Regions from separate parts of the Homo sapiens genome. Here region 1 is linked to region 2. The links are chromatin loops, found by intact Hi-C in ENCODE. Cell type or tissue: mammary epithelial cell. All regions are shown on one strand. Links, peaks and the distances in the headings refer to the core of each region. The heading gives the core; the rest is flanking DNA.

Region 1 (16,077 bases), core at 5,428-13,427, 140 kb before region 2:
ATTCAGCGTTCCTCTGACAACCACTCAGAAAATAAAATGTGAAGAAGTAGGAGGAAGGGACGATGTGGGGACAGCCATCACAATGCTCCCTGCGACTCCATGGATGCCTAGAAATGCTGGTCACTTAAAGGGCACAGGTGAGGGGAGGTTGGACAGGTGGCAGTAGTGCTGCCAAGCCACATAGCCTGCTCTCCCAGTGGTGAATGTTCTTGCGTAAATAGTGGAGAAGATAGTCACCTAGTTTACATAGGCCTCCCTTGTCCTAGACATACATTTTAATTTTCTCAGGTGATCACTTGCTTGATTGTCTGTGTAAAAGATCAGCAATGCTTTTTCTGTAAAGGTCTAGGTAGTAAATATTTTAGGCTTGGTGGCCCATATGGTCTGTGTCACAGCTACTCAACTCTGCTGTTGAGCTGTGAAAGCAGCCATATAAATACATAATAAAGGAGTGGGGCTGAGCTCCAAAGTAACTTTATGAGCACTGAAAAATTGCATTTTATATAATTTTTACATGTCCCCAAATATTATTATTCTTTTGACTTCTTTCAACCATGTAAAAATGTAAAAATCATTCTTGGCTCATGAGCTGTATAATAAGAGACCACAGGCTGGAACTGGTGCATGGGCCACGGTTGCCCAAACCCTGTGTCCAAACTATGGCATTGTAAAGGCAGAAGGGATCTCTGACCCTCTCTGTCTTTTTTCTCTTTCCTTCTCTTCAGTTTCCCATTGTGCTGATTTGGAAACCAGAATCAAAAGCTCAGGGAAGTGAAAGGTTTCCGACTTAACCCGTTAGTGGCAGTGTTAGGAAAAAAACTCAAGTCTCAAGGAGCACTTGTTACAGCCCAGACCAAGACTAAAGGCTGCTTTCGTGACTGCAGAGGGCATGCCATCCTGTGGTACACTAGCTTCTTAGGGTTACACTGAATCTGAAACTTACTTCTTTTTAAACTCTTTCTGTTCTATGATTCTTCGGTGCATAATTTGTTAATTTTTGCCGGTTACTCTGCTTAACACTACTGGGATATAGCGATAAGCCACGTTCAACCCTGCCCTCTAGGAACTAATTTCTTCAGGGTCTGATTTTGATGATCCAGACAAATCTACTTATGTGTAGTTTTACCCTTAAAAATAAAATCTAGTTCACTTATGTCAGTTATAATAATAATTAGAATTTGGAGGAAATCCATTCTTGCAGCAAGAAGGCAAAAGAGAGTAAAGAGTAAATGTCGAAGTCACCCTCTTACTGTGTGTTGGGGTTAAAACAAGACTATTATTTTAAATGAATACATAGAAATTTTGCTACCAAGCGAGTACAATTTCTTTTTTTTATTTTTTATTTTATTTTATTATTATTATACTTTAAGTTTTAGGGTACATGTGCACAATGTGCAGGTTAGTTACATATGTATACATGTGCCATGCTGGTGTGCTGCACCCATTAACTCGCCATTTAGCATTAGGTATATCTCCTAAAGCTATCCCTCCCTCCTCCCCGCTCCTCACAACAGTCCAGGAGATACATCGATTCCTCTGATTCCAGGCATTTCTGGAAGTGTCCTTACTACCTACATTACTTCCTTCTGTAAAGCTCTACTGGTCAAGTCTTTATCTTTTGTGGTTGGATTTCTGCTTTTGGAAATTACAACCTGCTTTTCAAGTCGCATTTTGTAAATTAGTTGAGGTGTCTTGCTGAGTGATAATGTTTGAGTCAAAAACTTCGTGAAAAGCACGTTATGAACTGGTGAGTTGTCATGGCAAAGATCCCAATTGTTGGACTGAGGCAGAGAGGTAGAAAGAACACAGACTTTAAGGTCTGACAGATAGAAGTGTAGCTCCCACCTCCACCACATATTAGATATGTGATGTTAAAAGAGATATTATACCAATTTGAGCCTCAGTTTTCCTATCTGTAAAAAGAAGATGTTAATCCTTTCCTTGCACTGTTGTTGTAAGGATTAGAGATGACATAAATAAAAATGTTTCCAGCGTGCTAGGTATTCAACATACATTGGATACACTTATGCCAGTTCACTGCAAAGGATAGTATACAGGAGTAAGAATTTTTTTTTTCAAAATAGACTTTTTTTGGGATTAACTCTGAAGCAGTGTTAAATAAGTGAATCAAGATATTTTTCACTTCTGTTGAAGTATGTGCCTTCTTACGTTTGGTAATGTTGGAATTTTCCACCGAAGAAGTTGACACTTCACTTCTGAATCATACGAGAAATTGCATGTTTCAGCATTAGTTACTATTTGCTTTTTTAAAAAGTGTCATTTGTCTAGCTTCCCTTGAAAGATCAGCTAAATGTCACATTATCCCTGCTTCTGCTAATCTTTCAAAATGCTCACCACAATAGTGATAACAATTTCTTCATGCTCAAGTTTATTTAAAACATGTTCTAAAGATAGTGTTACCGAATTTGTATTTGTTTAATAAAAATCAGGTTTATTTTTTCCATATACAAATATAGATTCATTGTAAAACATCTAGAAAACTAAGAAAAGTAGATCTAAAAAAAAATCTTGGTCTAATCACACAAAGCTAGCCACAGTTAAATTATTGTTTCCATTTTGGTATATTTTATTTTAATCTTCTTACTATTTTTACTATCCTTCCTTGTATCTATGATGGTGGTAACATGATGTATATATGAATGCGTATATATTATATAAATATATGAAATATATAAATGTGTCTTTTTAAAATGGTACCTGTTTATTGCTCATTTTATATATATATAAACATGATGTATATATCTGATGATATATATATGTATATATATACTCCATGATAGAAGTTGAAAACTACTGAAAACTTTATAGAAGTTATGAGAAACAACCTATAAACTCATTATATAGAAATAACTTTCTTCCCCATTGCTTCTCCACATTTTGGCTTAGATCAAATTTAGAAATAATTTTCTTAACATCTTTTCCTATTGTATTTTTAGAGTATCAAGATATGGCTGCACATTCTTATTTTTATGTATAGTTGTCACAGGAACACCCACCAAAATAATTGTTCTGGAATAGAATTTGGTAACAAATATTTTCTTCCAGAAAGTGGTATGTTAGCTTTTTCCAGTGAAAAAGAGATCACCACTGATGATCAATATGGGTTTTAAAAGATAAATTCCTGGACATGAAAGTAGACATTGGGTTTATATCAACAGCTAGCTCAATCTTTGTTTTCAATAGACTTTAGTTTTAGAGCAGTTTTAAGTTAATAGCAAAGTATAGTGGAAAGTACAGAGAGTTCCTACAGGCCCCACCTCCCCAAATGCACAGCCTTCCCCGCTATCAGCATTCTTCACGAGATAGGTATGTTTGTTACAATGAATAAACCAACATTGACATGTTGCTGTCACCCAAAGTCTGTAATTTACATTAGGGTCCATTCTTGCTGTTGTACATTCAATGGGTTTTGACAAGTGTGTAATGGCATAAGTCTACAATTATAGTAACACACAGAGTAGTGTCATTGCCCTAAACATCCTCTATGCTCTGCCTTTTCATGCCTCCCCACTTCCCAACCTCAGCAATCACTGAACGTTTTACTGTCTCTATTATTTTGCCTTTTCCAGAATGTCATATAGTTGGAGTCATATAGTAAGTGGTCTTTTCAAATTGGTTTCTTTCACTTAGTAATAGGTATTTCAGTTTCGTGTATGTCTTTTAATGGTTTCATAGCTCATTTTTTTTTCCTTTTTCTGCAACAAAAGCCACATTCAAAGCTCATTTGTTTTTATTACTGAATAACAGTCCATTGTGCAGATGTACCAGTTGGTTTATCCATGCACTTACTGAAGGACATCTTGGTTGCTTCCAAGTTTTGGCAATTATGAATAAAGCTGTTATAAACATGTATGTGCAGGTTTCTGTGTGTGGACACAAGTTTTCAATTCATTTGGGCAAATACTAACAAGTGTGATTGCTGCATCATATGGTAAGAGCACGTTTAGCTTTGCAGGAAACTGCCAAACTGTCTTCCAAAGTGGCTGTGTCATTTTGCATTCCTACCAGCAATGAATGAGAGTTCCTGTTGCTCCACATCCTTGCCAGCAGTTGGCGTTGTCAGTGTGATGGATTTTGGCCATTCTAATATGTATGTATTGGTATCTCATTTTAATTTGCATTTCCTTAATTATATATTAGGTGGAGCATCTTTTCATATGTTTATTTACCATCTTTGTCTCTTCTTTGGTGAAGTGTTTGTTCAGGTCTTTTGCCCATTTTTTAATCATGTTGTTCATTTTCTTATTGTTGAGTTCTTGGTATATTTTTGATAACAGTTCTTTATCAAATAGAAAGATATTGATAAAGGTTTTAATCTAATATCAAATAGAAAAATATTATCTTTTGCTATTATTTTTTTCCCAGTCTGTTGCTTGTCTTCTGATTCTCTTGGCAGTGTCTTTCATAGAGTAGAGGTTTTTAATTTTAATGAAGTCCAGCTTATCAAATCACATCTTTCATGGATTGTGCCTTTGATGTTGGATTTAAAGTCTTTGCCACACTTGTAGTCATCTAGATTTTGCTCTACTGTATCTTCCAGGAATTCTATGTATTTTCTGTTTGGATCTATGATCCAATTTGAGTTAATTTTTATAAAGGGCTTAAGTTTTGTATCTAGATTCACTTTTTTTTTTGCATGTGGATGCCCCATTGCTGCAGTATCATTTGCTGAAAAGACTATCTTTTCTTTATTGTATTTCCATTGCTCCTTTGTCAAAGTTCAGTTGAACGTATCTGTGTGGGGTATATTCCTGGGCTCTCTATTCCATTACATTGACCTATTTGTTTATTCTTTTACCAATACCATGCTATCCTGATTATTGTTACTTTATAGAAACTGTTGAAGTCAGGTAGTGTCAGTCCTCTGACTTTCTTCTTCTTTTTCACTATTGTATTGATTATTCTGGCTCTTTTCTCTCTGCACATAAACTTTAGAATCAGTTTGTCAATATCCACAAAACAACTTGCTGAAGTTGTATTCAATTTACAGATCAAGTTGGGACAAACTGACATCTTGACAATATTGACTTTTCCTATTCATGAACATGGAACATCTCTCCATTTATTTAGTTCTTGTATTTATTTCATTAGAGTTTTGTAGTTTTATTCATATAGATCTTGTGCATTTTAAAAGGATTTATACCTAAGTTTTTCATTTTTTGCAATCTACCCATCTGACAAAGGTCTAGATACTAGTATCTAGAATCTACAAGAAACTTAAACAAACTTACAAGAAAAAAACAAACAACCCCATCAAAAAGTGGGTGAAGGATATGAACAGACAGTCAAAAGAAGACATTTATGGTGAAACCCCATTTCTACTAAAAATTCAAAAGTTAGCTGTGCATGGTGGTGGGTGCCTGTAATCCCAGCTACTCAAGAGGCTGAGGCAGGAGGATAGCTTGAACCTGGGAAGCGGAGGTTGCAGTGTGCTGAGATCGCACCATCGCACTCCAGCCTGGGCAACAAGAGTGAGACCCCATCTAAAAATAAAAAAAAAAAAAAAGACATTTATGCGGCCAACAAATGTGAAACAAAGCTAATCATCACTGATCATTAGAGAAATGCACATCAAAACCACAATGAGATACTATCTCATGCCAGTCAGAATGGTGATTATTAAAAAGTCAGGAAACAATAGATGCTGGTGAGGTTGTGGAGAAATAGAAATGCTTTTTTTAAAATAAAATTATACTTTAAGTTCTGGGATACATGTGCAGAACGTGCAGGTTTGTTACATAGGTATACATGTGCCATGGTGGTTTGCTGCACCCATCAACCTATCATCTACATTAGGTATTTCTCCTAATGCTATCCCTCCTGTAGTCTGCCCAGCACTCCCAGACAGACCCCAGTGTGTGATGTTCCCCTCCCTGTGTCCATGTATTCTCATTGTTCAACTCCCACTTATGAGTGAGAACATGTGGTGTTTGGTTTTCTGTTCAAATTAGGAACACTTTTACACTGTTTGTGGGAGTGTAAATTAGTTCAACCATTGTGGAAGACAGTGTGGTGATTCCTCAAGGATCTAGAACCAGAAATACCATTTGACCCAGCAATCCCATTGCTTGGTATATACCCAAAGGATTGTAAATCATTCTGTAGAAACACATGCACATACATGTTTATTGCAGCACTATCTACAAGAGCAAAGACTTGGAACCAACCCAAATGCCTATCAATTATAGTCTGGATAAAGAAAATGTGGCACATATACACCATGGAATACTACGCAGCCATAAAAATGAATGAGATCATGTCCTTGCAGGGACATGGATGAAGCTGGAAGCCATCATTATCAGCAAACTAACACAGGAACAGAAAACCAAACACTGCATGTTCTCACTCATAAGTGGGAGTTGAACAATGAGAACACATGGACACAGGGAAAGTAACATACACACCATGGCCTGTAAGGGGTTGGGAGGGCGAGCATCAGGACAAATAGCTAATAAATGCGGGGCTTAGAACCTAGATGATGGGTTGGTAGGTAAAGCAAACCACCATGGCACATGTATACCTATGTAACAAACTTGCACGTTCTGCACATGTATCGTGGAATTCAAAGTAAAAAAAAAAAAAACAAAAATAAAAAATAAAAAGAAGCAAAGAGAGGGAGGAAAAAAAACAAAAACAAACCAAGTAGGATTTACCTGTTGCATACCTGGGGTAAATCTTGTTTGGTTGTGGTGTCATACTCTTTTTATATATTGTATTTGATTCAATAATCTTTTGTTGAAAAATTTTGCATCTATTTCATGAGAGATACTGGTCTTTAGTTTTCTTTTTGTGTAATGTCTTTGTCTGGTTTTCATATTAGGATAATGCTGGCTGATTAGAATAAGTTAGGAAATATTTCTGCTTCTAACTTCTGGGAGAGATTGTAGAGACTTGGTATAATTTCTTCCTTATATGTTTGTGGAATTCACCAAGATGTTTGGAATAGTAATGCTTTCAGCACAATTTCCCAACCTCATGAATGGTTCTTCTATTTTTACCAGACATGCTTAAAAGAAGAGAGCCATGTATTCTTTATTGTTAGTTTTTGAAAATACATTTTTGAAAGAGCAGTTTTAGGTAAAAAGTAAAATTGAGAGAAAGGTACAGAGATATCCCATATACCACCTTCAGATTTTTTTCTTTCTTCCTATTTCTAAAAAATGAAAAAATAAAAGATGGTGTAGGTGTGATTCTTTTTATACTACTTTTGTCTGAATGACAATTAGCTCTCTTCATGTACATACTTAACAAATTAGGAAATTTTTCTTCAATTCCTTCAACGGAATTCTTGTCTCTATTTCAGTTGTTCTGATTATTACTTGAGGTTGTTCCTAAAATTGTTAAGTTGCAAATTTGTTCTTTGTCCCTTTCACTGCAATTAGTTAATCATTTTCAACAACATTGATTTCCTCTACATTTTAGGAGTTTCTCAAGTTTGTCCTCTAAACACAGATTCAGTTTTGCATAACATGTAATCAGTCTCCCTCATATGGTTATTATGCCACAAACATAATACGATTGCAATGTTTTTTCTTGCAGTATTACCTATTTGCATTTTTACCAACTCCTTTGGTCTTCTTATGGCTTTCTGTTACTGTTTCATGAAGATTCTCCTCTTGCAACATATTCATTTCTAAGGTGTCTTTTCTAGTTTTTCCCCTCCTCAGCGACATACTAGAATTACTAGTATAGTGGAATTGAAAATGAAATTCAAGTACTGCTCAGCATGAAAACATGTTGCCTATTTATTTTCCACAGCAGATCTAATCTTTGTCATGGAACACCACCTCATGGGTTGAAGGGGGTGTAGCAAACATAGATCTTTCTAATAAACAGCACCTCCATTTATTCCAGTGTGGATCACTTGCTCTCTTTGGGGGCAACACTCAGTCTTTTATATTCTCCCCCTGCCCTACATGTGTATCTTTGAGACTTTGGGGGACAGAAGACTGTGCATCTATTTGTGCACTCTGGATCTGCAACGGTCTTTGCTGTAGAGAGGTGGGTGGGTCCGGTCTGGTTCAACCTGGATTGGTGTCCACTGGGGAATCACAGGCCTTGATTGACCCTTTCAGGGGTGGTGCTCTGCTGTCCACGACTGAAGTTCTGTTCACTAGTCTTTGGTTTTGATGTTGCAGTGCACAGGGCCCTCTTTGCGCTGACTGTGAAAGTTCTGCTTATTCATTAGCCTTGTTGGCACTTCCTTTTTCCTCCCTAGGTCACATGGGGGCTTCTGTTTCCCCTGCACTACTCTTGAGGAACATGACCTTGGTCTCATCCCTCTCAGTAGGTCTAATCTGTTTTTTAGTGACATGTCGCTCTGATGACTAGCTGAATGCGAGTCTTTCAAATGAAGACTTAGAATCTTCCAGTTTGTGACTGAGAAAGTGAGGAAAAAAGTCCCACAATTCTGGAGTGCCCCAATTTATTTAGTTGTCACCATTACAGCCTCCTCTGGGATTTTATCCTAGCCAGGGGATGAGATCAAAGTATCTGCTAGTGTGCTTACCCCATCTCTTCTCTCCTCAAATGCTCCATCTTTCTGTCCTAGACCTTCTTCACTTCCTCTCTAGGCAACCTGAATTTCTCTTAATTATGTGTTGAGTTCCCTAGTTTCCTCTTTCAGTAAAACTCTGAGTTTGAGCTAAAGGCTTGAACGAATGCAGATTTCATCCGTACTTTGCATTTAAATTGATTAGCAAAGAGCATTTCTGTTTTGTTTTTTAACTTTAAAATTTCAAAATTCCTTTCACTCTTGATAAAGGTTTTTCAATAAAAGTCCAGTTTGTTCTAAATAATTTCTGGCTACACTGATCCCAAGGGAATGAATGCTGTAGGTGAGAAGCAACATGGTAGCCAGATTTATGCCATTTAAAAACACACCTGAAAATATTTATAAAGCATTCTCCTTATATGGTCCATTTCCAAGTGTATTTGGTCACTGGATATTTGTTGACATCCTTGGGGATGCCAATATTCTGCTGAAAACAGTTTGGAATTGATGCCTTTTTTTTTTTTTTTTAAAGGTTGAGAGTGTTGGTTATGAAACCAGTGGATAAGGTATGATGGCTCAGAGGGGAGACTGGCAGGATCCCTGGGGTTGGTGTGACTCATACATTGTAAGTTAAAAGTCTATTCAAGATCTTTAATAAGATCACTTACAAGTTCTTTTCTTTTCCTCAATGTATTCACACAGCACTTATCACCCCAGTGACTCAAATATCTCAGGAGCGTGTAGCTAGAACACAAAAGGAGCTGGAGGATGGGGGGAACACACTCCCCTAACTTCCTGACTTCTTCAAAGACAGTTTATTAGCCAGACTTTGGCTTGATTTCTCAGGCTTAACAATCATAAAATGAGTAATTATTTTTACAGCTCAGTTATTTTATCTCAGTGGTTAGGCTGGTAATAGTAAAAGCTATTGCTCAGCTGGTTAGGACATAACATGCAATTTGTCTAAAAGAGACATGGTGTTGATTTAATTCAGGCACCACATTTATTGTACCTTCTCTAATAAGTGTTTGTTTCTTAATGGTAAGATACGTTCCTGTCTATCTCCAGCCTCTCTCCCATCTGTAGCTGCCCAGCTTCTCTTAGTGATGGTTTCATCATCTACTTGATGTGGACAATTGGGTTGATAGTATGTGAACTTACCTTAAATCCTGTTTCTGACAAGTCTTCAAAATCTATTCCCTTAGCTTGCTTCAGAGCCTCAAAGAGGGCCTCCCAATTCCAGAATGCTATTCTTGCTCCTGGAGCTCTGTGGAATGATTGATTTGGCTGAAAGTAACATACAAATATGACATGACAGTTCACTGACACTACATAAAAATGTATTTTTTTTTCAGGTATAAACTAAGTTTGGCATTAAATGGTCCACCCATATGGCAGCTTTGCCCCCAAGTCTTCAGAGATTCAGACTCTTCTAGCTCACCACTCTACCCTCCCTAGATATAACTTGCATTTTTTGGTCTTCAGCGGTTTCTTAATTTCAGGCTGCAGTAAGAAGGAAAGGAAAATAAGAAGATGGGGTCCGGTCCACATACCAGCTGTACTCTCAAGGAAGGATCCAAGATGCTGTCACATGGCTTCCCCAATATCCCATTGGCCAGAAATTAGTCACATGGTCCCTAAGCTATAAGGAAGTCATGTGCCCAGGTAAAAATTCTCTTTTTATGGAAGAGGGGAGAAATGATTTTGGGGCGAATCCAGTAGCCCCTGCTGCAGCCAAGAAATTAGCTTTCCTGTGTGACTTACAATCTACTTTAAAACTAGCTCTAAAACAGTTTATTTTTAATTTTTGTGGTACACCGTAGGTGTATGAATTTATGGGGTACATGAGATATTTTGATACAGGCATTCAGTGAGTAACAATCATATCATGACAAATAGAGTAATCATTCCCTCAAATATTTCTCCTTTGTGTTACAAACAATTCAATTATACTATTTTAGTTATTTTAAAATGTACAATTAAATTGTTATTGACTATAGTCACTCTGTTGTACTATCGAACACCAGGTCTTATTCATTCTTTCTAACTGTTTTTTTGGTGCCCATTAACAATCCCCACCTCTCCTGAACCCCTCCTACTATCTACCCTTCCCAAACTCTGGTAACCTTCCTTGTACTCTCTACCTCCATGAGTTCAGTTGTTTTGGTTTTTAGATCCTACAAATAAGTGAGAACATGCAATGTTTGTCTTTCTGTGCCTGGCTTGATTCACTTAACATAATGATCTCCAGTTTCACCCCTGCTGTTGCAAATGACAGGATCTCATTCATTTTTATGGCTGAATAATACTCCATTATGCCTAAGTATCATATTTTCTTTATTTATCTGTTGATGGACACTTAGGTTGTTTCCAAATCTTGGTCATTGTGAACAGTTCTGCAACAAACATGGGAGTGCAGATATCTCTTCAATATACTTATTTCCTTTCTTTGTGTATTTACCCAGCAGTGGGATTGCTGGATCACATGGTAGTTCTATTTTTAGTTTTTTGAGGAACTTCCAAACTGTTCTCCATAGTGATTGTACTAATTTACATTCCCACCAATAGTATATGGTCCTCGCTAGCATTTGTTACTGCCTGTCTTTTGGGTAAAAATAATTTAAACTGGGGTGAGATGATATCTCATTGTAGTTTTGATTCACATTTCTATGATAATCAGTGATGTTGAGTACCTTTTGATATCACTGCTTGCCATTTGTATGTCTTCTTTTGAGAAATGTCTATTCAGATCTTTTGCCCATTTTAAAATTGGATTATTAGATATTTTCCTATTAAGTTGTTTGAGCTCCTTATATATTCTGGTTATTAATCCTTTGTCAGATGGATAGTTTGCAAATATTTTCTCCCATTCTGTGGGCTGTCTCTTCACTTTGTTGATTGTTTCCTTTGCTGTGCAAAAGGATTTTACTTTAATGTGATCCCATTTGTCCAGTTTTGCTTTGGTTGCCTGTACTTGTGGGGTATTACTCAGGAAATCTTTGACCCATCCAATGTCCTGGAGAGTTTCCTCAATGTTTTCTTGTAGTAGTTTCATAATTTGAGGTCTTAGATTTAAGTCTTTAATCCATTTGATTTTATTTTAGTCTATGATGAGGGGTAGGGGTCTAGTTTCATTTTTTTGCTTATGGATATTCAGTTTCTCCAGCACCATTTATTGAAGAGACTGTCTTTTTTGTATGTTCTTGGCACCTTTGTTGAAAGAGTTCACTGTAGGTGTGTGGGTTTCTTTCTAGGTTCTCTATTCTGTTCCATTGGTCAATCTGTCTGTTTTTATGCCAGTACTACACTGTTTTGTTTGCTATAGCTCTGTAATATAACTTGAAGTTAAGTAATGTGATTCCTCCAGTTTTGTTCTTTTTGCTTAGGATAGCTTTGGCTATTCTGTGTCTTTTGCGGTTCCATATAAATTCTGGGGCTGTTTTTTAAAATTTCTATTAATGTCATTGGTATTTTGATAGGGATTGCAATGAATCTGTAGATTGCTTTGGGTTGTATGGACGTTTTAACAATATTGAATCTTCCAATCAATGAACATGGAATATCTTTCCATTTGCGTGTGTGTTTCTTTCATCAGTTTCTTTCATCAGTGTTTTACAGTTTTCATTGTAGAGATCTTTCACTCCTTTGATTATTTCCCAGATATTTAATTTTATTTGTGGCTACTATAAATTGGATTACTGTTTAAATTTCCTTTTCAGATTGTTTGCTGTTGGCATATAGAAATGCTACTGATTTTTGTATATTGATAGTGTATCCTGCAACTTTACTGAATTTGTTTATCAGCTCTTTTTTTTTTGAGACGGAGTCTTGCTCTGTCACTCAGGCTGGAGTGCAGTGGTGCCGTCTTGTCTCATTGCAACTTCCACCTCCCAGGCTGAAGCGATTCTCTTGCCTCAGCCTCCCATGTAGCTGGGACTACAGGTGTGGGCCACCACACCCAACTAATCTTTGTATGTTTAGTAGAGACAGGGTTTGCAGTGTTGGCCAGGCTGGTTTCAATCTCCTGGCCTCAGGTGATCTGCCCACCTTGGCCTCCTAAAGTGCTGGGATTACAGGCATGAGCCACCATGCCCAGACTGTTTATCAGTGCTAATACTTTTTTTTTTCCTGGAATTTTTAGGTTATCCCAAATATAAGATTATATCCTCTGCAAGCAAGGGTAATTTCACTTCTTGCTTTCCAATTTGAATGCCCTTTATTTCCTTCTCTTGTCTGATTGTTGAAACTAGGACTTTCAATACCATGTTGAATAACAGTGGTGAAAATGGGCTTTCCTGTCTTATTCCAGATCTTAGAAGAAAGGCATTCAGCAGTTTTTTCTTATTCAATATGATACTGACTGTGGGTCTGTCACATATGGCTTTTATTGTGTTGAGGTACGTTCCATCTATATCCAGTTTTTTGAGGGTTTTTATCATGAAGGGATGTTGAATTTTATCAAATGCTTTTTCGGCGTCAATTGAAATGATCATGTGGTTTTTAGCCTTTATTTTGCTGATGTATAATCTGTCACATGGATTGATTTGTGTATCCTGAACCACTCTTGCATCCCTGGGATAAATTCCATTTGGTCATGATGAATGATCTTTCTAATGTGTTGTTGAATTTGATTTGCTAGTATTTTGTTCAGGATTTTTGCATCAATATTTATCAGGAATATTGGCCTATAGTAAATTATTTATTTTTTTCTGATGTGTCTTTTTCTGGTTTTGGTATCAATGTAATACTGGCCTCACAGAGTGAGTTTGGAAGTATTCCTTTCTCTTCTATTTTTTGGAATAGTTTGAGTAGGATTGGTATTAGTTCTTTAAATGTTTGGTAGAATTCAACAGTGAAGCTATTAGGGCTTTTCCTTACTGGGAGAATTTTCATTATGGCTTCAATCTTCTTACATATTATTGGTTTATTTAGGTTTTGGATTTCCTCATGGTTCAATCTAGGTAGGTTGTATGTGTCTAGGAATTTGTCTATTGCCTCTAGATTTTCCAATTTATTGGTATGTAGTTGCTCATAGTAGCCACTGATGATCCTTTGAATTTCTTTCATATCAGCTGTAATGTCCCCCTTTTCACCTTTAATTTTATTTATTTGGGTCTTCTCTCCTTTTTTCTTAGACTGGCTAAAGGTTTGTCAATTTTGTTTATCTTCTCAAAAAACCGATTTTTTGTTTCTTTGATCTTTTATATTGTTTTCTTTATTTCAAATTCATTTATTTCTGCTCTGATCTTTATTTCTCTTTTTCTACTGATTTTGGGTTTGGTTTGCTCTTTCCTTTCTAGTTCTTTAAGATGTATTGTTAGGTTATTTGACTGAAAATTTTTTTCTTTTTTGATGTAGGCACATATGGCTGTAAATTTTCCTCTTAGACTGCTTTTTCTGTACCCCATGGGTTTTGCTATGTTGTGTTTTCAATATCATTCGTTTAAAAACCATTTTTGATAAACGCAGCATCCCTAGGCAGGTTTCTGGCCTGTCTGGCTTGTAAAGTAATTATTTTCTTGGGTATCAGTTTTATTTGTTTCTTTGTTCTTAAAAGCTATATTAGCATTTAGAAAGTTACATTAATTTTGTTGTGTTCTCTTCTAAGCTGCCTATTTTATCATTTGACAAATGACATTATTCTGTGTAAGAAATATTCTAACACCAATCTTGGAAGCCTTTCACAAAATAATAGTAACCACTCTCCATTGGAAAGTGAACTGAAATATTTAGGTCTGAAATAATGCTCTTGGACCATGCTAGAGGCCAGAGCAAGCTAATAGACCTGGGGGGATTCAGGACAGGTATTTAGGTTGGTGGCTCTTGCTGCTCTCCCTCCACAGCTCTGCTACAATGCTCTCTCACAAATAGGAACCCAAGTGGACAAATAGGAACCCCAGTGTCCCACTCAGTGGACAAAGATCAAAATCAAAATCATACAGTAGGATTCATCCCCAAGCTCCTTTATTGCTTCTAAGCTGCTAATAGTAGGAAAAAGTTTGCTGGAGGCAAAAACTCCACTATTTATCTGCTGCTGCCATTTGGGTCTATTGTAGAGCCAGATCAGAATAAGTGGATTTTTCCTCACTTGATAACATTTTATTGAGCGCTCATCATGTGACAGACACTGTCCTGAAATTTCAAAAACAACAGTGAAGAAATGTACCAGTCATTTGACATTTTGATACTGACCCAACCTCTGATGAGAAACTACAGTTCTCAGGCTTCCTTGCCAACTGGCTCCTGGTTATGTTCAGCCAATGGGAGGAAATCAATGGTGGATGGAGTGGAGAAGTCTGAGTATTTCTCATTCATCCCTTCCAACTCTGCCCCTGGGCCTTAGATGGTATCTCCATCAGGGACTGTGTTTCCTCAGTGGTTTCAGATCTTCCAGAAACCATCATTCCACAGTCTCAGGCAGCCTCACCATGGTTTCACTTACTTCCAGGTGACCCCAGCTTCAGGTCCCTGGTAACACCACTCTCTCTCTCTCTTTGTCTCTCCAGACCTAGGGATAGGAGTTTCAGGCTCATCATCTGTTTTTTGCTTTTCGTTGTTATCATTTAACACCTTTATATTAGTTCCCATTATTAAATGTTGCATGGACCTCTGGCAAGTTTTAATAGGAGAATCACATGCAGATTCTTAGGGTTTTATACCTCTCCTCTGTTGATAACTATTCTTATTCAGAGATACAGTCCCAGGCAGAGACAAGATGTTTGTCCCTTTAAAATGAGATGACTGAAATGACTATAAGGCTTGACCAGTCAATTGCAAACTGGATATTATCTAATTTACAAAGCTATGGGTTTGCCTATATGTTAACAATGCTGTATCATTAAGTGGAAATGGTAAATGTGAGATTAGGTTCTAAAAGTTTCAAAAGACACAAGTGAGGTGTATGAGTGACTCAGATCTCCACGGCTTCTACTTTTGTAGCTTTGCCATCTGTCCTTCAAGCCAATCCTATGCCTAATGGAGAGTTTACTGTGGCTAGCTGATGGAGGAAGAATGGACTTGGATCCGAGGAATCGACTGGTGTGTGTGATAGGCTGGCAACAGTAGGAAGTGGATTGCTTCTGTCTTACAGCTCCATTCAGGGGTGATAAGGGGACTTCTGCAAGTGGGTAGAACTTCTGGCAATATATCCGGTTACCTCCTTCATAAGAAAGGAGATATGGCCATAAGTATGTATGTACACTGATACATGGTAGTGGCTGGTCAGTCAGGGTCTGTGAATGAATCATACTGAAATATTGGTGACAAGAAAGCCTGGAGAAGACAAATATGGATGGACTTCATGGAGAGGGCACAGAGTGTGAATATCATTTCTTCATGAATATGGGCACCATAGGGCACCCACTAAAGTGGAGACCCTCAATAATCAGGAGAACAATATAGCCTATTCTGTGGACAGCAGCCAGCCTCTTCCCAAACGAACTCAAAGCCTGCATAATGGTCTCATGTACAAAGGGACCATACCAGTAGTGATAAAGGCCATTTATAACATCAACTAAGTGGACTTCCCCTCAATAAGGCTCATCTGGCTACTGGCCCTCTTG
Region 2 (16,077 bases), core at 3,584-11,583:
CTCTGGCTGCTGTACCTCTGGTCACCTCCCAGGATAGGCATCCCTAATTGATTACAGTACTCTTTCCTGCTGAGCTGGGATGAGGCCTCAGAATTGTTCCCAATACCATGTATCAGGAGCCAATCAATTAGGGCTGACATAGCAATGAAATGCATCTGCCCTCCTTTGATTCGGTTTTTACTGCCAAATGGGCTGTGGATGAGGCCGCTGAGTGGGGGCAGAACATTCATGTCCAGGTTGGAAGCAGGCAGATTGTCAGCCAGGGAAGCTTATAACAGGATATATTTTTAAGGTATTTATTTGTATTGATTCTTCCTTCCCTCCCCACTTCGTCTAAGTAGAGAGCAAGGCCCTTATAATTCCCTGCCTGTAGGATTTTGTTGGGCAAAAAGCATAAGATAGAGTAGTACCTCCTTTCTCTTACAAGAAATTAAACTGAATAAAAAGATTCCTTGCTATGTGCTCCAAAAGAAAGAAGGGAGAAGGGAATCATTTAGGATCATTGGAGTCATTGTTTTGCAGGCATGTGGGTGGAAGGAGAAAGGAGAATATAGATAAACGACCTCTAGCAGTCAGGGTCCCAGCAGGAAGACGATGCCCTCAAATTAGAATAGGAGAGGCTACAAGGAAGACGGAAGTACACTGTGTCTAGTAACAGCGGAGCTGTTATCACCAATTGGCCCAAAGGGATGAGGGGAGGGTTTGGTCCATGGAGTATAAAGGAGAGGGTGGTGTAGAGAGGCGGATCTAGAAAGAAGCAGCTATGCAGGGAGGGAGTCTACCTCGTTCTCTTCTATCCTTCTCTCTCCTGCTGGGGCTCCCTGTGGCCAAAACAAATCAGGAACCAAAGGCCAATGAAGTTTCTGTAAGATGGAAGTAGTAGCTCATCCAGGTCAGCAGGGAGCAGAGTGGCAAGGCGTGGGGGCATGGATGGAAGGCAAATGGAATATGTCTGTCACTACTCACACCATTTCCTTCAACATCTACTCTTGCCTTAACCTGGCTGAAAAGATTTTGTATTCATCACAGGGGACAAGTGAAGTCCTGCCAGCTACGATAGCATCAAGGGATGCTATAAACTCAGTTTTACTTTCACCTGAAACTTTAAACATTAGCCACTATCAGGTTCTACTACAGGATAGTGAAGGAAAATGGGGAAATGAAATAAGTAATAAACATAGCTGCCATAGTCCCCAGTTTGGTTGTTGATTTTATGGTCTAACTTGAGGATCATGTATTTGTCATCTTCTACTGTCTGCTCCATTTCCCCTTTCTCTTGCCAGCGCCTCAGCTGGATGGGCCCCAGTGAATACTCTGAGTCATAGATACAGATTTCCTGACCTCCGATGAGTAGCAGCAGCTCAAGTTTTCCCCGTTAATAAGTCCACTGTGTACACTGTGCTCTTCCCTGATGGTTCAGTACCATGAAATCTCCAATTTGGCATTTTTTTTTTTTAGTGAATTACAACTATCACCATGTTGCCTGGTGGAAGCATTCCCTTCTTTGGTACTAGGATTTCCAAACCCACTGAGCTCAAGCTTGCAGGAACAGGAAGCAAAAATTCTTCAAGTTAGTTATGAGATCTCACTCCTACCTCTGTCCTTTGATTCGCAAACATGTGCATTTTTGCTGTAGGGGGAGACAGTGCCATATATTGGCCATTGGTTTAAGGCATATACCATATTCTGCAGGACAGCGTTCCAACCTTGAAAGCTGGTGTCTCCAGGCTAGCACTATAACAGAACCTTCAGCAGGGCATTCCACTATTCTGTTGAGCAAGCTGCTTCTGCGTGTGAGTGCACATAAGACAGAGCATCCTGTAGGCATGAGCCTATGCCTGCATTTATTTTGTTATAAAATATGTTTTCTGGGCCAAGGTGCGGTGGCTCACGCCTGTAATCCCAGCGCTTTGGGAGGCCAAGGCAAGTGGATCACCTGAGGCCAGGAGTTTGAGATCAGCCTGGCCAACCTGGTGAAACCCCATCTCTACTAAAAATACAAAAATTACCTGGGCATGGTGGTGGGCGCCTATAATCCCAGCTACTCGGGAGGTTGAGGCAGGAGAATCACTTGAACCTGGGAGGCAGACGTTGCAGTGAGCCAAGATCACGCCACTGCACTCCAGCCTGGGCGACAGAGCGAGACTCGTCTCAAAAAAAAAAAAAAAAAAAAGAAAAACATGTTTTCTGGATGGAAATGATGTGGAGTGGCAATCCATGGCAATGGGTAAGGCATTATATTAACCCACAAATGGTGGTATTGATACAAGGATTTTATGGAGTATCTAGTGAAACATAACAAAAGATAGCATATGTGACCTCCAAAAGCCAACACATTGGTTCTTTTTTGTAATCATGGGTGGAGCAAGTTTCAGCACCTTTTCTCACTTTAAGAGGAAAATGTCAACTTTCTATAGATCAATAGACTGTTGTCTATAGAGTCAATATAGAAATAGACTTTTATCATTATGGCAGGCCCCTAAACTTTCTAAAAGTCTGTTTCCTATCTTCTGGCTTCACATGTTTTGCTGAGGCATCTAGAGTGCTTTATACTTTTTGGTCACCAGATCCAATTAGCATCATTTGATCTATATAACAATCATCATATTCTGTGAGCTATTGGGGTGAAAAAGCTTCCTCTGGATCCTCTTGGGAGAGAGAATGAGAGAACTTACCCAGCCATGAGACAATATAGTAAAGTTTTACACAGCCATGAATACCGTAAAGGTAAATTGTCCCTGCCATATAAATACAAACTCCTTTTGTTTGGAGTGGAGAATAAAGCACTTGTCAAGTCATTAACTGCACACCAGGTAGCAGGAGAAGTGTGGATTTCCTTCAGTAAAGACACCGCATCTGAAACTGTTGCTATGATCAGCCTTAGCACCTGAATTAGCTTGTAATAATCTGCTGTCATTTGCTAAAGCCCATCTGGCTTTTATACCAGTAATGTAGACAAATCAAAACATTCATGGTAAGAATCCTAACCCTGTGCATCCCTCAAGTCTTTGATAGCTGTGCTAATCTAGTCTCTGCCTCTCCCCAGGGATGAATTTCTGCTTTTGGTTTCCTATTTTAGCAAGAGGGGTAGACCTAGTTTCGTCCTTCCTACCAGAACGGCCCCCACTCCTCATGTCAGAAAACCAATGTGGATGTTGCATCCATTGCTAAGTACATCTATTTTCATTATTTGTTCTGGGTCTTCAGTCCCATTAGGATTGTGCTAAAACCCCGTCTATCACCTGATGTCTATCAACCCCTATCTGACTGGTGGACACCATATCATTGATGTCTCTGAACATGAGCAGCAGTTCAGAATCCATTTCTAACAGCCCCTAGAAGGTCTTTGTAGTTCCTTTTCTTGGTGCATAGCAACTGTGTAAAAGGCCCTTGGTTTCCTCTGGGAAGGAACTGTTAACAGGCTGTGAATATCTACCAAAGTGACTCATGTTAGGTTTCTTCCTACCAGACCTCAAAATTTCTCTCTCTGTCTCTGTCAATCTCTCTGTCTCTCTCTCTCTCTCTCTCTCACACACACACATACACACACACACTCTCTCTCTGTCTATATATATATATAATGTAATGTGTGTATATATATGTGTGTATATATATGTATATATATATATGTATATGTGTATGTATATATGCATCTCTTTTATTTCTTGTGATTTCACAATCAATACACTCTTACTGCCTATCCATGAGAATCCAAACACTCGATTTCCAGACAGTGTCACTGGTGAGTCTGATGAAATAATTATGAAATACATAGTGCCAATCATACGTAAGTCCTTCGAGAGGATTGAGAAAGAGTATAGACTCTCCTCCAATTCATTTTATGAAGCTAGAATAACCTTGATACTAAACCAAAAAGATCAATATGAGAAAGAAGCATTACAGGCTATTATTATAGGGATATTTGCAAAATTCCTAAGCAAAATATTAGCAAACCAAATCCAGCAGTGTATAAATGGGTTAATGTTCTATGACTAAACTTAGTTTATCCTAAGAATTTAAGTGTAACATAATTAAAAATATAGTTACAGATATAGACAGAGAGATAGATAGTCTCTGCCCTCTGTTCTTGGCACAGAACTCCTAAAACCCTTGTAATTTCCTGATCAATAGGGGTGCTAGGTTCATCTTTTGTTCTAATATTTGGTCTTTGACCCTGGTTCCTGACATGGAGCTCTTAATTCCTTGGAATTTCCTGCATAATAGGAGAACTTTTGTTCTAATGAGGGGACCCTTCGTGGGATCCTGGCTGGGGCTACTCATAATTAGAAACTTGGAATGTTCATCCCCACTCCTCAACCTCTGGGAAGGGGAGAAGGGCTGGAGATTGAGTTAATTGTGCATGCCTACATAATGAAGCCTCTGTAAAAATCCCTAAACTATAACTTTCAATGAGCTTCTGGGTTGGTGAGGTCATCCATGCACCCAGAGGAAGGTGCACCCCAGCTCCACAGGACGGAAGCTCCTGCGCTCAGGAGTTATCCAGACCTTCCCCCGCGTATCACTTCATCTGGCCGTTCATTGCTATCCTTTGAAATATCATTTGTAATATACTGGCAATAGTAAGTAAATGGTTTTCCTGGGTTCTGTGGACTGCTCTGGCAAATTAGTAAAGCAGAGAAAGGGGTTATGGGAACCTCTGATTTGTAGCGAATTAGACAGAAATTGTGAGTAAGCTGATGATGAAAGAAAAACTTCAGCTGAATTAAAATTAAAAGCGATTAATTGAGCAATGCATGATTTGCGAATTGGATAGCCTCCCAAGCCAGAGTAGGCCCAGGGACTCCAGCTCAGCCACATGGTGGAAGAAGATTTATGGACAGAAAAGGGAAAGTGATGGACAGAAAACAGAAGAGAGGTACAGAAACGGGATTGGGTATAGCTCTGTGTTTGCCTTATTTAAACATGGTTCAAACAGTTGGGCACATTTGATTGGCCAAAACGTGGTGATTAGCACAAGAGTAGGCTACAATCTGTTTACACCTCCACTTGTTATAGGTCACAATGTACAGAGAAACCTTTAGGCCAAACTTAGAATATGTAAGGAGGCAGCTTTGGGCTAAACTTGATTTAACACTGGGAACCTACTACTGGCAATTGATACCCAAAGCTGGTGACAGTCTTGCGGGACTGAGCCCCAAACCTCTAGGTTGTCTACTAACTTTGGTTAGTGTTATAATTGAACTGAGTTGCAGGGCACCCCGCTGGCATTGGAAAATTGGTCAGTGTGGGAGAAAACCCACACACCTGGTCACAGAAGTATTGAATGTTGGTATAGAGAAAAAGAGTATTGGTATAGATTTTTCCTGTATCACAGTAAGCTTGCTTTAGTATTTGAAAATCAAAAAATATAATTTATTATAACTTAATAAAAATTAAAACCACATGACTATGTAAATAGATATAGAAAAAGTATAAAATTCAAAATGAATTCATGATTAAAAAGAGTAGAAGCTTTAAAATAAAACTAAAAATATATTTTGGACTAAATGGCTCACCATACTAGGCTTAGTGAGGAACACAGAATCTTCTCAATGGTTTATGCTAAGTTGATGTTGATTTGATACCTGTATTTAAAAAGTGAACTTTGATTCTTACATTTACCACAGAGAAAAATATTTTAAGGTGGAGTATAGATTGTGACCTAAAGCAATTACGCTTTAGAAGCAAACAAGGGAAAATAGTTTCATGATACTGGAATAAGCAAAAAAGTTTTAAACAGGGCATGAGATGCGCTAACCATAAAAGAAAATATTGATAGAGATTTCTTTAAAATTTATTAAAAGGCACTATTACTGGAGTGAATTGGCAATTCCCAGAGAAGATGCTTGTGATAAATACATCCAAAACAGGACCCATATCCAGAATATATTTTTTAAAACTCCTACAAATCAATTATAAAAAGATAGCCCCTAAAATGGGTAAAAGGCTTGAATAGACTTCTCAAGGTAACATATCTGAATCCCACCCCCTCAATACATAGAGAGATGTTCAACATTGTTAGTGATTAGTAAAAACAGATACTAAAACCACAGTGTGATAACATCACATTATCAGAAATGTTAGTCTTTCTACTAGAAAGGCTAACATCAAAAAGCTGTTGATACCTGGTGTTGGTGAGACTCTAAACAACTGGAACTCACTCATACTATCAGAGGGAGTATTTAATTGCTACAACCACTTTACAAAACTGTTTTTCAGCACCTATCAAAGCTGAATACATTTCTACGCTATGACCCAACAGTCCTACTCAGCAGAAACGAATACTTAACGTTCACTAAAAGACATGTTCAAGGATGATGAGAGAAGCTTTATTCGTAACTGTCTAAAAACATTTTGAGACAGGGTCTCACTGTGTCTCTGAGGCTGGAGTGCAGTGGTACGATCATGGCTCACTGCGGCCTTGACCTCCTGGGTTTAAGTGACCCTCCCACCTCAGCCTCCCAATCATGCCCAGCTAATTTTTATATTTTTTGTAGGGACAGGGTTTCACGATATCGCCCAGGCTGGTCTCAAACTCCTGGGCTCTAGTGATCTGCCTGCATTGGCTTCCTAAAACATTGGGATCACAGACATGAGCCACTGCCCCCAGGCCATAATTGTCTACATATGGAAGTAACCCAACTTTCCATCAAAACTGTAATAGAGAAATAAGTTGTGTTGTATTTATACAGTACAACTACACACAGCAATGTAAAAAACCTACTGATAAACATAATAACATGGATGAATCTCACAACTATGTGGAGTGAAATGAGTCAGAGATAAAACATCACATAGCGTATGATTCCGTGTATGATTCTCAAATACAGTCAAAACTATGGTGATGGAAGTCAGAATGGTCGTTAACTTCAGGGGCAGGATGCTGACTAGGTGTGGAGTGTAGGGAGCCTGTGTCTGTAAAGATATAGAAGAGAACTATTCTAGTCTTTATCTGTCTGGTGGTCACACGACTGGACATTTTACTTAAAAACTCATCAGGCTTCTAAGATTTGGTAATTTTATGATACATTTTATTTATTAACTTTCCTAAAATTATAACTCAATTTTGAAAGTTACTTTCAAACATAGAGGGAGAAGATGGTTGGGAGACCTGAGTAGCTGTGAAGCGGCTACATTGTCTGGGGTATATGCCCTGGGGTTCATTGTCAGGTGACAGGAAAATTTAGAGCACAGACACACATGAGTTTAGGAGTGGAGGTTTAATAGGCAGAAGATAAGAGAAGGAGAAATAGCTTTCTCTATAGACAATGGGTTCTCCGAGCAGAAAGGACCAGTGGGTGGTGGATATGCTGAATTTTATAGTCAGGTTTGAGGAGGCGGTGTCTGATTTACGTAGGGCTCACAGATTGGTCCAATGACGTTTACATAGTGCACGGGGAAGCCTGTTCACCCCACCCTAATCTTATTACACAAATGGGCTTTCCAGTTGATTGGGGACATCTTGTCTGCCTCTTACTGTACACGTGGTTGACAAAGGGAAGATGGAGCCACCATCTTGAACATGTCTAGTTCTTAGTTCCTGCTGGCATTCACCCATGCAAGCTCCCAGCTTGCTTGTCTATGTCTGCAGCTCGACTTTACGGGCTGCTCTTTGTTAGAAAATGATTTGGGGCTGCTTTTCATTAAAAAGAATAGCGTTACTGAGGATTCCCATACCCTTACTGTCTGCCTAAGTGATTTCTTCTTCACTCCTAAATCAGCTGGAGCCTCGATTAGATCTGTAGATATTAACACAGGGGCAGCTTACCTTAATACTGCAAATTCACTGCCTGTTACTTCTGCTCCTATCCTATGTGGGAAACAGAAAAATGTTACAGCTCAATTCCTCCTCACCTCCTTTTGTTAGTTATTTAGCAACTAAGTGATGATGAATCATTGAACTAAGATTGTTTTCCAGACCACTGCATACTGAGGTTATATTAGTGTATTGCAATTTTCTGAATATATGATCTGTTACTGTACTTCTGTCAACTCCTTCTAAATGTAGTTACATAGTATGAGTCAACTCTTTGAGTTTTCTATTTAAAACTGTATGTTAATGGAGTCACTTTAGGTATTAGTAAAAAAGGTCACTTGAATTTTGACGCTTGGTCCAGTGTTTCCAATTTTATGGTCCAGATTTGGCAGACCAAATCGGCCACCATTTCTCTTTTTGGAAAAGCAGGTAGTCTTTTGCCAGGAGGTAAAATGCCAGCCACTCTTCGTGCAGATAAAGTTCTCTGGGCTACAAACTATTCAGTTACACTGCTTCAGAAATATTTGTTTTTCCTGGAGAGGTGTGGTCTTTCTCTCTGTCTCAAGCACCACTGCAATATTCCCAAGAGTCTTTCCCCAAGTTGAAAAAAGAAATAACAAAAAATGCAACTTACAGATAGCCTATTCATGTAAATTTCCAGATACCAAAATACATTCCCACTCTGATTCACTCAGGGCAACTCTTTCTCCCTTCTTACCAGATTCTAAGTTTGGATGCTCTGGGTCAATGGTACCATCTGGTGCTTGAAGTGGGGAATTGTTCTCATCACTGTATTTTCTCTACAACTTTTTTCTTTTTTTACCCTCCAACAAGATGATGCCCAGATGAGGGTGCTCTCATTTCGTTGGTCTTTCACCATTTTCAACTGTGCCAATTCAGTGACTCTTTCCCTCAGACTTGCCCCTTGGCTGCTGGGTCTCAGGAATATGTTAGGCAGTGGCATGAATGTTGAACAACACACTTTGTTTCTGCCTTTACCTTGCTCTCTTTCTTTCAAGTTTCACAAAGTAACCCCTTAAAATGGTCGCACCTTAACCTTGAGGTCAGGAGACTGAGGGTGAGAGAAGTCAATAGGCTTTCCTTCCTGTCACACACAGGCAGAACCTGGGCTGACACAGGAGCCTGGGTTGTTCACAACTGTCTTGGTTAGACAACTTGGAGAATCTGGGGACACACAGAAACCAAGAAAAATCTATGGTATTCATTTTCAATCATCTAAACTTTCCTAGAGAATTTGGTAATACTTCTAAATGCAAGTAAGTGAAGGCACTTTTGTTTTGTTTTGTTTTGTTTTGAGATAGAGTTTCGCTCTGGTCACCCAGGCTGGAGTGCAATGGCATGATCTCAGCTCACTGCAACCTCTGCCTCCTGGGTTCAAGCGATTCTCCTGCCTCAGTCTCCCGAGTAGCTGGAATTACAGGTGCCCGCCACCACGCCTGGCTAATTTTTTTTTGTATTTTTTAGTAGAGATGGGGTTTCACCATGTTGACCAGGCTGGTCTCGAACTCCTGACCTCAGGCGATCCACCCGCCTCGGCCTCCCAAAGTTCTGGGATTACAGGCGTGAGCCACTGCACCTGGCCAGCACTTTTGTTTCATAAATTTATATTAGTTTGGGTTTCCTAATGTGTGGGCTCATTTGATGTGTCTGCCTTATCTTTCTTCCTTTTTGTGTTTCTGTATTGGACCCTCTCTGTTGGTCTGGGAAGCAGATGGTCTTTGTCAATTGACTCATACCAGACATTTGAATTTCCCCTACAAGTATATCTATGCTCAGTGACTTTTCTCTGCAGACCAGAATAATATTTCAGCATCTCTATGCTTACAAATGATGCACCAGATGGATGCTTGAGCAGAAATGATATATAGATTCTTATTACATAAATGACATGCAAGATACAGAGTCAACTGAAGTTAGGTCTACTGTGATTGTGCTTGATTTATCAAATTAAAGGGGCTCTCTGGTTGGTTTGTCTATAATTCTCTTTTTTTGCCTTCACTTGATCATAATTTGGTGAGTTTAGAGAAAATGAATTTCTGGATTGCTTGAGTTTTGGCCTGCATGCATGAACCCGTTCAGTAACCGCTTGATGACTACCTACTATTGCTAGGTATTGGGAACATAAAGTTAATGGCATGCAGTTTTTCCATGAGCTCAGTTGGTGATAGACCAGGAGCATCGTCATCTTCGACAAACACCACCACTTTTAAGTTCCAGCTCCCTTTCTAGCCTCATGCATTTCAAGGAAATCACTTCTCTTCAAGCAGCCAGAAAGAGTAGACAGGAAAACACAGATAAGACAGCTCGGGCACAGAGAGAGGTTGGGGGAAAGTCTTTTGGGTAACTGCCAAACTTCACCTTCATACAATGGGCCCCAGTAAAACAGTGGGCCTTAATAAGCACATTCCTTTCCCTTCAGGTGCACTAAGATAGGGAAGCTAAAAGCAGACTCAGGTGGGGTATGCCTGCATCTGCAGAAAGATGTATGGGAACAGACACACAACTCTCCCTCCCAGATAAGCACAACAAAGAGACACAGAAGCAGTCCAAGCTTCTGATAAACTCTCCCACCCCGAATCCCTAAAAACTCAGTCTGTAAGAGAGCATGCCTCTCACCTAAGTCGGCCAGAAGCCCCTCTCAGGTTTGTTTTTTCTAAAATAAATCTGTCCTGACTGGCAAGCCACCTTTTTGTGCTTCTTTCCTCTTTCTTTAATTCTTATAGTTTGAAAGAGAGACTTGTGAATAAATAATTAAAGAAATATGATTAGTTAAAAAATATAGGTATGAATAAATAAAGTTTTATGAGATATAGAACAAAAAGGAGTTTAATTTTACCCAGTAAGGTCAGGGAAGACTTTGTAGGACCTGATAGCCTATATATATATGTACACCTGTGTGTGTATATATATATACACACATACATATATATATGTATATAATTAGTTGAAACTATGCAGACAGAGAAGGCAACAAGCATTAAGGTGAGAAGGTGCCCCAAGTAAAGACCACTAAATCCTTGATCAACTAAGGTCCTTTCTTAGCATATCAAATGTACTACCTATTTGTATACTACAAATATATGGACTGTTATTGATGAAAATGGAAATATGGAAAGAACCATTTAAAATAAATGATGGTTTTTACTTTACTAAGATCAAGTATTTAATGATTTAGTGCTTCACTTAAGGAATCAGAATTGTGCTTTGGGGAAAGCTTAGCATTTAAAATGAAGAAGAGAAATAGGCGTGGATAGCAGGGTCAGTGAGAGATTTTTCAAGACTGAAAATCTCTGGGAGAGAAAGAACAAATCCAGAGATACACTTTAGTGTGCATTGCTCCATTCTATTTGCCTCCTTGGCAGGAATGTCACTTGTGGTTTATTTTCTAGACCCATGATATATGGTCCCTTTGCTCACAGCCAGTTAAAGGGAGGTGGGTGCTGAGCAGGTAAAATTCCATGTATGCCAAAGTCCCTCGGGGTTGGGAATTGGTTCTATCCACCCTGTGTGGGGGCACATAGATTTTAGCATACCTTGTATGTTATATTGCATCAGCAGCTGTTTCTGGATATGTTGCAGGTTTCCTCCCAGCCTCTGGACTACTAGATTTTTTGCATTTCTTCCTGACACCAAAACTGGTTTCCCATATAACATCCCCTGTAGATTGTGGGAGCTACTTCCCACTATATTCCTTTTTTCTGTTTATTCTCTATGGGTGATTTTTTTCCGTGAACCTATTTGAGGCAATCATGGAATTTGATGGGGAATACTTTGCCCCTGCTCCCTGATACTGTGCAGATGAATTAAGCCTTCCAACTTATCGCTATAACACCAAGCCTGCACTGCAGAGAAGCCACTCACACCCTACCCCTCCCAACACTCTGGCATTATTCTTAGCTCCAGTCCCAATCTGCTGGCCTCAAAGCTTTTGAAAAACACTTTCCATGTGCTCTCATTCCTCCTGGCTTCCTGCTTACGGCCCTGCTGCTCTGTCAGGCTCTGTTTCTTTGCTTCTTCCTACCACCACATGCTGCTCTTTAGCCATCCTTTTAAGCAACTCATCCAACTGAGCCATCCCTGGGACTATCTCTAGACTGGAGGCCACTGTGGGGGCACCCTCATAAGATTTTCTCTGGTCCTTGCTGCAAAGACTACTGTATATATCAAATGATGGCCATAATAACGAGGGCTGTCTGTGAGGGGCTTTACGCACATTATCACATTTAATATACACAATGTATTTTAGGTTATTCATAACCATTCTCACTTTTTACACAAAGAACTTACAGGTCAGAGAGGTAAAATGCTCTGTTCAAGGTCAAGTAATTGGAAAATGGAAGCTCAAGTTTGTCTGACTCTAAAGCCTCTGTGCTATTGTTTGAATATTTGTTCCCCAAACTTCATGTTGAAACTTGATTCCAAAGTTGGAGGTGGGCCTAATGGAAGGTGTTTGGGTCATGTGGGTGGATCCCTCATGAGTGGGTTGGTTGTATCTTCATGGCAATGAGTGAGTTCTTGCTCTGTTAGTTTCCAAGACAGCTGGTTGTTCAAAAGAGCCTGGCACTTCCCCTCAGCCCTCTGTCTCCTCTCTCACCATGTGATCTGCACACAGCAGTTCCCCTTCACCTTCCACCATGAGTGGAAGCTTCCCGAGCCCCTTACCAGAAGCAGATGTTGGTGCCTTGCCTCTTGTACAGCCTGCAGAACGGTGAGCCAAATAAATCTCTTTTCTTTATAAATTACCCAGCATCAGGTATTTCTTTCTAACAACACAAATGGACACAGACCTCCCTGCTGTTAAATACCCTGCATCCCTGCCTACATAAACAGGTGAGATTTTGAATGATTGTCCTCAATTCTAAGGACCACAGACATATCCCCCACTTTTCTAGTGTTTCTTAGTTCTCATCAACCACACTTCACGTTTCGGCAAGTCTTCAGCTCACCTCAGCACACTGCTTAGACATGTGGCTGGTGGCTTGTGTCAACCCCTCTGGGGACTAATTTTGCAAAATGGGTCTCAATGCAGCAAGTGACTGTACAGCTTAGTGGAAAGTACTCTATGTAGAGAAAGAAGCAGAAAAAAGAATAACATTCCAGGGGAAAATCCTTTTGTTCCCATTACAAAGATACTTACTTAAGTGAAAAATTCAAGGTTGGGCATGGTAGCTCCCCACACTTTGGGAGACTGAGGCTGGAGGATCACTTGAGCCCAGGAGTTTAAAACCAGCCTGGGCAACATAGCAAGAACCTGTCTCTACAAATTTATTTTTAAATTAGCCAGACATAGTGGAACACACCTGTAGTCCCAGCTATTCAGTAGGCTAAGGTGGGAGGATTGCTTGAGCCCAGGAGTTTGAGGCTGCAGTGAGCTATGATTGCACCACTGCACTGTCTCAAAAACAAACAAACACACACAAAAAGAAAAGAAAAGAAAAAAACAAACAAGGTGCAGAACAAATGTGCATTCACTTTTTGGTGTATATAAAAGTATACCTATTTGCTTGTTTTTAACAATAAGAAAAGAACAAAGAAAAGATAAATTAAAACCTAGTAAAAATACCCTTTATGGGTATAGAAAAAACAATAAAGAAGAATGTGCTTTGTTTTATAGTTTTGACTTTGAAGTCATGAAAATGCTCTAGATAAACAAAAGGAAAATATTTCATAATCCCAAAAATTAGGGAACAAAATTAAATATGACGTATGAAATTGATGGCATAACAATGCAGAGAAAAATTTGTACAAGTGACTTCTAAACACAGAATTGGAGTAACTTGACTGTACATTGCTAGTAAGATAATTCTCAGAATGAAAGGAACCACTGAGAAATCTTGAACTACTTTCAGTAACAGTGTTAGCATTTTGAATATATTAGTTATATATTTAAGAATAAAAACAAACAGTTAATGCAGTTAGGGGTAAAGGTTCTCAAGAGTAAGACAAAAGACATGTAAAATCAAAGAAGTTAAGTAAAATGCTGCAATCTTTCATTTGAATTGGAAATGTCAATATGAATTTAAGATTTTTTTCCATATAAACATGCGTTTTCTATTTCTGGCTATGAAAAAAGATGTAGAAATAATACAACTCAGTACTGTTGCAACGTTAGCATCCAGATTGTATCTCTAAATATCATTTCTTGATTTCTAGGAAATCAAGTTCCTTAGAAAAATGACTAACTTCATGTCTGGGGAAGAAATTATACAAGACCTGGGAATGCTTTGTATGTGAGATGGTGCTAGAAAGCTACAGGAGCCCATGTGAATGTAGTCTTAATGGCCAAAGATGGCACAATTTAATCATCAAAAAGAGTAATTACCTCAATGGATTAAAATGTATCAAATATGTAACAATCTAAGAATTCTTCAAGAATTTTTCTATAAAAATACTCCTTTAATTGGTCACCTCTGAAGGTTGCTAGGATACCAAGTCATTGTTCCAAAAGTCTGCAAATAGAAGAATCAAGGACTTCTTATACAAATTATATTTCAGGGTTACCAAATAGTGAGAGAATGTTCTTTAGAGGTGAATTCCAGCTACCAAATGCAGAAGCAATAGAATTGGAATTCACTATTTGGCAACATGTAACAAAACGATATTGGTGGTTAACACTCACCATTGGCTGCTAAAGCCTCCAGGTGAAAGATTGATAGTGAATTTTATAATGACTGGATTAGGCTGGCAAAACCTGAACTTGACATTATGGGCCTTCCGATGTAAGGCGAAGTACAGATTCCCAATTATGAGATATTTTTTGAGAACAAGGAAAAAAGAGCTGAATTCAATGAAACTTCTATATCTAATTACCAATGTACAAAACTGACAAGGGATAAGCGTCCCACTAAACCATAAATATGCAATTTGTCAAAGCTGTAGCATGGAGAGCTCTTACAGCCAAGACCTCTTTTGCTTGCCAAATATTTGTTGAAGAAATCAGATGGCTTGGCATATGTTACACCTCAGAGCAGCTTTGCCCTGAAACAAGGGAGCTGGGCTCTCACACTTCCACGTGCACCCGTCACTGGCTAAAAATCACCTTGGAAGGCATAAACTCTCAGGTACTTCCCAAGCAAAGCAGCTCTGGAGTCTAAGGTCAAGGCTCAGAAGAGGAGTTGCAGGTGCAGATCTTTGCAGATAGAAGCACGCCGAAGCCTGAAGAGGGGTATGCAGAAATGGTCAAAGGATCCAAGTGAATCTGGGTGGAGGACCAGCAGTGCCCATTAAGAATCCTCTAGGAGAAAGGAGAGCATGTATAGTGGAAGAAGAACAAGAGGGTCATGATGTTGAGAAATGGTACAGGTGCTCATTAAATGATTCTACTTTTCTGTATGTTTGCAGATTTCCATAAAAACTTGGGAACAGTAAACAAATCATGATGATCTTACCTGTTAGACACACTGTATAATATAAGTAGTTCTAATCAGAAGAGATTCATTTGATCAGCAAGTTTGTTTCTAATTCAGTTGGTGAAAACTTGGAAACAATTCACCTGTGGAAACAATGTCGTATCGTGGTTAAGTTCTTCAATAACGCACAAAAGACACTTGCGCCCATGACAGGAAGTAATACCATATGCTAACAATGAAACACCATAGAAAACATGGAGTCAACACAAGTAATTAGATCACACCATGCTTCTGAGAAAGCAACTGCTTTTGTTTTTTCTTTGATGCTCTAGGGAAAGCAGCTGTTCTCAGAACTCCTTTGATTTCAGTTTATTCTCTGCCAAAGGTCCCTTTACAACTTAACCATGGGTTAGAGACTTGCTGCAGGTGTGTGTAGGAGGAGGGTGTTTGCCTTTTAATGATCAAGGGGTCACTATTGCTGCTGCTGTTACAAGTGGTGTCGCATCAGCACTCAAAGCACAGGTTCCCCAGTGCAACCTTTCCCCTCTCAGTCAGGGTCAGGGTTTCAATTAGGAAGGAAAGTAGTAAGGGAGACTCCCACACAGTGAACCTGTTTTTCCCAACAATACTATAGTACCTAAGCATGAAGCTTTAGTGAAATTATTTCTCACACAATCCAGTCTCTTCACCTCATGAATTCATCTTTGATCTGCCACGCAAACTCCTTCCAGCCCTTCCCCAGGATAAGCTGGCTTTGCCATGCATTTCTCTGCCTCCAGTTCTAATCCACATCCTTGTCACATGTAGGTTTTCTCGTTATGTCTTTATCATAAGGGAAAGCTCCATTACCAAGATGCACACCCTACCAAAAGAACAAGATGCACACTCTACCAAAAGAACCTGTCCTACTTGGTCCGTTCCAAGTGTACTTTCAGACAATTCACTTCGGGG

What was found. Peaks named below come from ENCODE experiments on the same cell type or tissue, not always from the same donor. Only the 100,000 strongest peaks of a DNase experiment are listed, where the experiment ranks them.
Region 1: a loop joins it to region 2, with 4 times the contacts of the local background. A loop is called at or near these places in 2 of 110 quality-filtered maps.

Annotation. Positions count from the first base shown.
Region 1 is chr15:91,376,316-91,392,392 of GRCh38, forward strand. No RefSeq gene overlaps it. Among named protein-coding and RNA genes, the nearest start is that of CRAT37, 79 kb to the right of the region's middle. In mammary epithelial cell, for the core only: no CTCF peak of the experiment used is centred there; a DNase peak (open chromatin) is centred at 9,236; H3K27ac peaks cover 267 bases.
Region 2 is chr15:91,514,271-91,530,347 of GRCh38, forward strand. No RefSeq gene overlaps it. Among named protein-coding and RNA genes, the nearest start is that of CRAT37, 59 kb to the left of the region's middle. RefSeq lists a silencer at 2,649-2,943. In mammary epithelial cell, for the core only: a CTCF peak has its summit at 8,514 (motif pointing left); DNase peaks (open chromatin) are centred at 7,921 and 8,501.